Regions from separate parts of the Homo sapiens genome. Here region 2 is linked to region 1. A link is an interaction called in ENCODE POLR2A ChIA-PET data of the cell type or tissue named here. Cell type or tissue: PC-9. All regions are shown on one strand. Links, peaks and the distances in the headings refer to the core of each region. The heading gives the core; the rest is flanking DNA.

Evidence for each region. ChIA-PET counts read pairs that join two places held together with the same protein. Peaks named below come from ENCODE experiments on the same cell type or tissue, not always from the same donor. Only the 100,000 strongest peaks of a DNase experiment are listed, where the experiment ranks them.
Region 2: POLR2A ChIA-PET joins it to region 1 with 10 read pairs; 4 of 35 experiments call an interaction of 5 or more read pairs at or near these places.

What each region holds. Positions count from the first base shown.
Region 1 is chr11:9,727,116-9,731,520 of GRCh38, forward strand. It overlaps SWAP70 (switching B cell complex subunit SWAP70), which reads left to right. Exons shown (of 12, transcript NM_015055.4): 5 at 938-1,084; 6 at 2,228-2,336. Among named protein-coding and RNA genes, the nearest start is that of SBF2-AS1, 29 kb to the right of the region's middle. In PC-9, for the core only: no CTCF peak of the experiment used is centred there; no DNase peak of the experiment used is centred there.
Region 2 is chr11:9,589,094-9,593,498 of GRCh38, forward strand. It overlaps WEE1 (WEE1 G2 checkpoint kinase), which reads left to right. Exons shown (of 11, transcript NM_003390.4): 11 at 1-892. Among named protein-coding and RNA genes, the nearest start is that of WEE1, 18 kb to the left of the region's middle. In PC-9, for the core only: no CTCF peak of the experiment used is centred there; no DNase peak of the experiment used is centred there; H3K27ac peaks cover 364 bases.

The DNA of each region.
Region 1 (4,405 bases), core at 106-4,105:
CGTGGTGGCTCACGCCTATAATCCCAGCACTTTGGGAGGCTGAGGTGGGCGGATCACGAGGTCAGGAGCTTGAGACCATCTGGCCAACATGTTGAAACCCCATCTCTATTAAAAATTCAAAAATTAGCCAGGCATGGTGGCATGCGCTTGTAGTCCCAGCTACTCAGGAGGCTGAGGCAGGAGAATCATTTGAACCTAGGAGGCAGAGAGGTTGCAGTGAGCCGAGATTGCACCCACTGCACTCCAGCCTGGGCGACAGAGCGACACTCCTAAAAAAAAATTTTTTTTTTGTAGAAATGAAGTCTCACTATGTTGCCCACACTGATCTTGAACTCCTGGCCTCAAGCGATCCTCCTGCCTTGGCCTCCCAAAGTGCTGGGATTACAGGCATGAGCCACTGCATCAGGCCTGATCGAGGTTTTAATTTACAGAGAATCATTGTTAGGGGTTCATTCTTTCTTTTTAAGTGGAATAGACCAGTATAATGAACTCCCACATATGCATCAACCAGCTCCAGTAACCACCACCATGTGGCTAATCCTACCCCACCTACTTTTACCTCTCCTGTATTATTTTGAAGCAAATCTCAGGTATTTTATTTTGTTTATAAATATTTCAATAGGTATCTCTAAAAGATAATGATTTTTTAGAAATCTCAAATGCTACTTAATGTCAAGGGGATTCTATTGTCTGCATATCACTTTGGGGAGGGGTTGTCTCTGAAGTGTCTGAAATTATATGCAAATTTTTGTCTGGTTATGCTTGCATGACTAGGTGTAATGCCCCTCCATAGATTCTCAGAGGATCCAAGAACAATTGGTGTTCATGTTTTCAGGATCATATATCAAATAATGGAGTAGGCAAGTATATCAAGGAAGAGATGTCAGCTCTTACAAATAAAAAGACAATAATTTATATCACATTTAATCTTTCACAGGGTTACATGATGAAAAAGGGCCACAGACGGAAAAACTGGACTGAAAGATGGTTTGTACTAAAACCCAACATAATTTCTTACTATGTGAGTGAGGATCTGAAGGATAAGAAAGGAGACATTCTCTTGGATGAAAATTGCTGTGTAGAGGTGAGTCTACTCTTACTTCTTTGCATGATTACCCCGTGCTGCCCCCTGATGCTGAAGTAGCTTCTCACCTTCTTCCACCTAGACTCTAGAACCTTAAAATAATCCCCAAATTTACATTTCCAAAATAATATAGGCATGCAGTTGCCATGGTTTCTGAACCAAAAATTAAACATAGCTGACAAAATTTTTTTCTAATGTGAATTTATTTTCAACCTTCTACTCGTGAATAAAGTATAAGGATTAAATCATTTATTGGAACATTTAAGGAATCATTTATTGAATAAAATGGAGTCATAAAAGAGATAATAAAGTAAAAAAAAGTTCAGTAAGACAATATTTGGAATAAAGAATATGCCAGAAAATCTGGGACATTTTGAGTGCAAGAAATAAAAGAAGATGTAAGCATTGTCTTTGAATACTTTGGGTGACTTTCAGGACACTTTATTCATAGGTACTAATTCTTTAAAGAAGTGAAATTCTCAAGAACATAAATTTTTGAGTTTTTAATTTTTATATGAACTGTCCCCGTGTCTGTATGTGTTGAAGAACATTTAAATACCTGAAATCTCACACATAAACTATAATGTATTTTAGTGAATAATAATGTCTTGAGATGTGTGATGCCCATGAAGGAGTCTGCTTAGATTTAACTAAACATGGAGATCTACAAGGTTACCAAAGGCCAGTTTACTCATAAACATATAGGACAGAAACCACGGGTTGCCAGCCACAACATTCCAAGTGCAAGAAGAGAAAGCCACATTAAGCAGATGTAGGAATCACCCTGGCTTAGGTGCTTCATATCCCATAGGAGTTAATACCTCTTGTAACATCATCACAGATGTACCTTCCAGGATTCCTGCAAGGGAGGTGCTCAGGATAAGAGCTGCTATACTCAGGAAATCCCAATGCATGGCATCCTATCAGGTGTTTATAGTTTTACCAGTCTAGATGTAGTATACCAACTGGGGTCATTTTTACCATAAGTAATGTGCTTAGGAAACAGCATTAGTAAATCAGTAATATGAATTTATAGGTATTTTTCATTGACATTAAGTTTCAGCTCATTTTTATAAATAATTCAAATTGAATTTCATTTAAATACTTAAAATTTTGAGGAACTAATTTTGCTTTCTGTTTTAGTCCTTGCCTGACAAAGATGGAAAGAAATGCCTTTTTCTCGTAAAATGTTTTGATAAGACTTTTGAAATCAGTGCTTCAGATAAGAAGAAGAAACAGGAGTGGATTCAAGGTAAGGTGATTTTTTATTATTTGCCATGATATAACTTGAAAGCTCTGACTTTCTTTTTTTTTTCTGAGACGGAGTCTTGCTCTGTTGCCCGGGCTGTAGTGCAGTGGTGCTATCTTGGCTTACTGCAACCTCCACCTCCTGGGTTCAAGCAATTATCCTGTCTCAGCCTCCAGAGTAGCTGGGACTATAGCCACCACGCCCAGCTAATGTTTTTGTAATTTTAGTAGAGACGGGGTTTCACCATGTTGGTCACGCTGGTCTCAATCTCCTGACCTTGTGATCCACCTGCCTTGGCCTCCCAAAGTGCTGGGATTACAGGCGTGAGCCACTACGCCTGGCCGAGAGCTCTGACTTTCTAGTTTTGAATCTCATGAAGGATGCTAAGGCGTTACTTCCTCATTGTAGTTATTTTCTGCATGTGATACAGTAGCTGAGAGAAAAACAAATTAAGATGCGCTCTCAAAGTTTTCATTAGTTTTATTTGCATAATGAACTTTGGGTAAATTATAAATGGGAGATTTACTTTTTAAATAGATTTTGGGGTTGCAAGTATAGTTCTGCTACAGTGATATATTGTGTAGTGATGAAATCTGGGCTTTTAGTGTAATCATCACTCGCATAGTTGCTGTTAGGTAATTTCTCATCCCTTGCCGGCCTCCTGCCTTCCCACATTTCTGAGTCTCCAATGTCTATTATTCCTTGCTGTATGTCCATGTGTACACATATTTTAGTTCCCACTTATAAATAAGAACATGTAGGCCGAGTGCGGTGGCTCATGCCTATAATCCCAGCACTTTGGGAGGCAGAGGCGGGTGGATCATGAAGTTGGGAGATCGAGACCATCCTGGCTAACACGGTGAAACCCCGTCTCTACTTAAAAAAAAAAAAAAAAAAAGAACATGTATTTTATGTTCTGTTTATGGGTTATTTCAAGAAATACTTCAAGATAATAGCCTCCAGTTCTATCCATATTGCTGCAAAAGACATTATTTCATTCTTTTTTTATGACTGAATAGTATTCCAAGGTATATGTGTGTATGCACACACTACAACTGTTGGTGGACACCTGGGTTGATTCCATATCTTAGAGATTTTAGGTTTTACTTATTCTTATTATTTGAAGAATATAGAATTTTCCCTTTTAAGGACTGTGAAGAATTTTAAAGTGGCCATCTTGAGCTTGAGGTAATATGTAAAAGAAAAGAGGAATTATGCAATAGTTTTTTAATACTTCAAGTGATTTTCAAGATCCATTACTTCCACAAGAAATCACTAGTTTTGGGTAACTCAGGAACACAAACTTTTGAATTAATAACCTTTAAAAAAAATTTCAACTTTTATTTTAGATTCAGGGGTACATGTGCAGGTCTGTTACATGGGTATATGTGTAATGCCGAAGTTTGGGGTATGATTGAATCTATCACCCAGGAAGTGAGCATTGTACCCAACAGCTAGAGTTTTCCAACCTCTTCCCCCGTCTCTACCTCCCGTCCCAGTAGTCCCTAGTGTCTGCTGTTGCCACTTTTATGTCCATGAGTACCCAGTTTTTAGCTCCCACTTATTAGTGAGAACATTCATTATTTGGTTTTCTGTTCTGCGTTAATTTGCTTAGCATAGTGGCCTCTAGCTGCATCCATGTTGCTGCAGAAGACATGATTTTGTTCTTTTTTATGGCTCCGTAGTGAATGAATAACTTTAAAGTGTTCCATTATTCCAAAATTGGTAAAGAATAAAATGCAATACAAGAGGGCTTTTTAAAAAAAATCCTGAAAGGAGATTCTGAATATTATATTCTTAGACGTAGATAAAATTATGTTATATTGGAGAATGTAGTCATTTTTGATGTGGTTTAAGAGTTCGAGGCAAATGCACCTGGTTTGAATGCTCTTTCCTGGGTCTCTTGGGTTGAGTTATAAATTCTGTAACTGCTTTTCTCTTCTGTGGAGTGGGGATAATAATAGTGCATTCTTCCCAGGGTTGTGGTGAGGATTAGAAAATAGATAATGACAGATATACTCACACATTTTTCAAAATGACATAGATTGCAAACAATCTAGCTATCTATTAAT
Region 2 (4,405 bases), core at 155-4,154, 140 kb before region 1:
CATTGCATGAACCATGGGATGATGATTCTGTGGAGGTATTGCCTTGTGAATTTGCTGCTATTTTAGTTTTGTCTTTGCTGTAAACTTGTAGCATTAAACAATCATTGTTGTTAATAGGTCTTCTTTTTGAAACAATTATGTGAAATGTATAGCTGCTTTTGATGAAAAGCAGCTATTTGCCTTTTTTTTTTTTTCCTTTGAACTTTGAAGCTAGTGCATTGGAAAAATGCACCCTTTCCCTCCTTTGGAATGCTGTATTAATGTAGTATAATAATTACTGGTTTTGTAACTTGTTCTGGTAATGTCCTTCCCGGACTCTTTTTAAATGTCTCCCCCTAAGTTTTATACTTGATTGTATTATTAGTCTGTTTTTAAATGTTTTGCCCGGTTTTTCTCTTCAATATTTGTGTATATAAACCGATCTTCGTGATACTGTACATAGCTGTTTGAAATGCCAGAATGACTTCTGACATTCCAAGTTTTTCACAAAATATATTTTATCTGTGATTAGCCATTTGACTAATAATACTGGCTAACAGATGTTGAAAAAAATTGTCTGTTTGTTTTCTCATTAATTTTGGTCTAAAACATGTTTGCACTTGTCTTTGACTTGTGTTTTATTAACATTGATTGGCATATTAAAAGTCACTCTGAGCTTACCTTAATTGTCTAAATCCTTGTGATGCCTGTTTTCTAATATTTTATCTCTATTATTGCTATACTATAAAATGTATAGTGTGTATAATGTACTATTATAAAAGCAGAGGGCACATTTTGATTGAATATGAATATCACATTGCATGTTATGCATGTGACTTGCTAGAAATGTAGCATGATGTAATTTAAAATATCTTCAAATTATTAAGTGAATATAATATGATTCATAACTTTCTGATTTGTACTGAGTCACAGAAAACTTTAAAGTGGGGAGGTTTTGTTTTTGTTTTTAAGATGGAGTCTTGCTCTGTTACCCAGGCTGGAGTACAGTGGCGCGATCTCGGCTCAATGCAACCTCCGCCCCCTGGGATCAAGCGATTCTCCTGCCTCAGCCTCCTGTGTAGCTGGGACTGCAGGCATGCACCACCACACCCAGCTAATTTTTTGTATTTTTAGTAGAGACGGGGTTTCACTAAGTTGGCCAGGCTGGTCTCGAACTCCTGACCTCAGGTGATCTGCCTGCCTTGGCCTCCCAAAGTGCTGGGATTACAGGCGCCTGGCCCTTAAAGTGGGGAGGATTTTAATTCTCACTAAACTAGGCTGGGTTTTAAGATTTGAGGCCAGGCGTCTTGGCTCACGCCTGTAATCCCCACCACTTTGGGAGGCCAAGGCAGGAGGATTGCTTGGGGCCAGGAGTTTGAGACCAACCTGGGCAACACAGTGAGACCCTATCTCTACAAAAAACAAAAAAGAATTGAGTGCAAATTGAAGTGATAATGTTATTTCTATGGCATCGTTTTCTGATGTTGATTAGAACCAGAGATGGAGTCTCATTGTTGCTTAGGCTGGTCTTGAGCCCCTGAGCCCAAGAGATCCTCTTGCCTCTGGAGTAACTGGGACTATGAGTGTGTGTAATCATGTCCAACCTCTGCCATAAATATTTCTAACAAACTTGATTATATTAGCTTTCTAGTCTATGGTATCTTAAAATTTAGAGGTGTGAGATGAATTGGTGCAGACAGGAGAATTAGATATAAAAGCCGGTGAGTATGGGTGATAAAACCTAAAAAGCCATAGGAACTGGAGCATGCAACTCACACCTTTTAGTAGCTACTGATGACAAAGCTATAAAAAGATCACAATAATTGGGCTGGGTGCTGTGGCTTGCACCGATAATCCCAGTAACCTACGATGCCGCCATTGCATTCCAGCCTGGGTTACAGAGTAAGAGCCTGTCTCTTAAAAAAAAAAAAAAAGTATGTATGTATATATATATATATATAATGGTGTTAATTTATGATCATTTTAAGTCACTAAGGTGCATTTTTCCAGTGCACTAGCTTCAAAGACACACTCAGGTGTTTTTCATCAATATTTGCAGTAAAATTTTCACATAAGAATATTGGATTAAGAAGGAAAACTGATATCTGGTGTTTGAAGAGGGAATTCTTAGGCCATCTAAAAGCTGATAGGAGAGTTAGACTCATTTAACTAAAGGTACTTTTGTTGAGTGCTATGTGCTGACTATGTAGTAGACCAAAGACCAGTAAGAATTTGGTTTTGCCCACTAGGAAATCAGGATAAAATAGAGGAGACTTTTGTAAATATATAATGACAATAAAATGTAATAAATGCTAATGCTGGAGGGATTGTGCAAGGTAGAATGAAGGTTCAAAAGACTATATGTACCTTATGAAGATACTGGTGGTAGATTGGAGAATAGATCCAGGGAATTATGTTCAGACTAGTTTCAAGATTATTGTATAATAATCACCGTACAAGAAAGGAGGGCCTGAACTAGGACCTTGCTGTGGATAGAAAATAAGAGGATAGGGATTTTCTTTGAACAGTTTGAAACTTTGAACAGTTTCTGTTTGTTGGTAAGATTGAAGCATTGAAGATTTTTCCAGAAAACTTAACTAAAATGCAGGGGTATGTTACTATTTGAGACAGGTATTCGCCATCGATAAAAGTTTTCTTTTTTGGAAAGCTGACTTTGGTAAGGTAGAAAAATTTTAAATGTTGACTATGCGGTTGGGTAGGAGGTATTACATATTGTGATTGACTGCAAATTGAAACTTTTGCCTTAACTTTATCCTGCCAAGAATACAAGAGCAGTAGGCTTTAATTAATGAACTAATGTATTTTGAAGAGTCCATTATCAAGCTTTGATTTTCACTCCGCTTTGTTCCGGAAGTCAAGAAACTATGGCATTTTTTTGAGGCCAGGCGCGGTGGCTCGAGCCTGTAATCCCAGCACTTTGGGAGGCTAAGGTGGGCGGATCACGAGGTCAGGAGTTCAAGACTAGCCTGGCCAAGATGGCAAAACCCCATCTCTACTAAAACTATGAAAATTAGCCAGGCGTGGTGGTGCATACCTGTAATTCCAGCTACTTGGGAGGCTGAGGCAGAGAATTGCTTGAACTCGGGAGGTGGATGTTGCAGTGAGCTGAGAACACACCACCGCACTCCAGCCTGGGCAACAGAGCGAGACTCCTTCTCAAAAAAAAAAAAAAAAAAAAAATCCGGGCACGGTGGCTCACACCTGTAATCCCAGCACTTTGGGAGGCCGAGGCGGGCGGATCACCTGAGTTCAGGAGTTTGAGACCAGCCTGACCAACATGGAGAAACCCCGTCTCTACTAAAAATACAAAACTAGCTGGGCATGGTGGCCCATGCCTGTAATCCCAGCTACTCGGGAGGCTGAGGCAGGAGAATTGCTTGAACCCGTGAGGGGGAGGTTGCAGTGAGCCGAGATCGTGCCATTGTACTCCAGCCTGGGCAACTCGAGTGAAACTCTGTCTCAATAAAAAACAAAAAACAAACAAACAAAAAAACTATGGCATTTTTTTAAAAGTTCATAAGAGCTAGGTTTAATGCCAACTGTCCTGGGATGCTCCAGGCTGTCTCCCAGTTCTTAAGCAGCAGCATCCTGACAATAGAGTAATTTTCCTTCTTCCCCAATTCATCTTTACAAAGCATCTCACTGACTTTTGACCAACAGAGCAAATAAATTGTTGCATTTTTTTTTCTGAGTCGGCTTGCTACAGAATTTGTTGCTTTCTTAAGGTATCTTTATTTGTGAAATTTGCAAAGGCCAATTAAAGCAATCAACAAGGAGGATAGATCAAAAAAGAATTTTGGAAGTGTTTTGGATATTATGTAAATCTTAAGTGAAGCCTGGAACTAGGAATCTGGAGGCAACTGCCTCATTCAGTATTTTTGAAGGTATTTGTATAACTGTAAAAAGCATCACTGAAACTGAGAGACACTGCAGAGTAAGTGAATCTAGAAATTTCTCTTGCAAACTGATAATATTGCTAGACATTTCTCGGAAGCTCAGCAAAGTAGATTTTTATAAAAATGGAAGAATAAGACGTCATTGCAACTGTCCCTCTCCCAACATTTAGCATTCAAAAACTTTTGAGAGGCATTCATCTGAACATTACTGAACTTTTTTTTTCCTTTGTGGCAGATGACCCTAATTTTCAGTGCAAATTCAAAGGTCTCTGGAGTAAGGAAAAATATCTATGTATGCCCTAGGAAGATTCACCAGGAAAAGATGGCATGTTGTGTCCAAACTTCATTAAACTAAGAGTCAAAGAAACTTCGGCCAGTCCAGCCCATGAAGAAAAATACCTCAAAGGAACATTTACATCACAGTTCACATTGTTTAGTTTTATATGGTTAATAAACATTTTGAAGAGCATATACTTGTTCTGATTTTTGACATAGTTGTGGCATGAAAT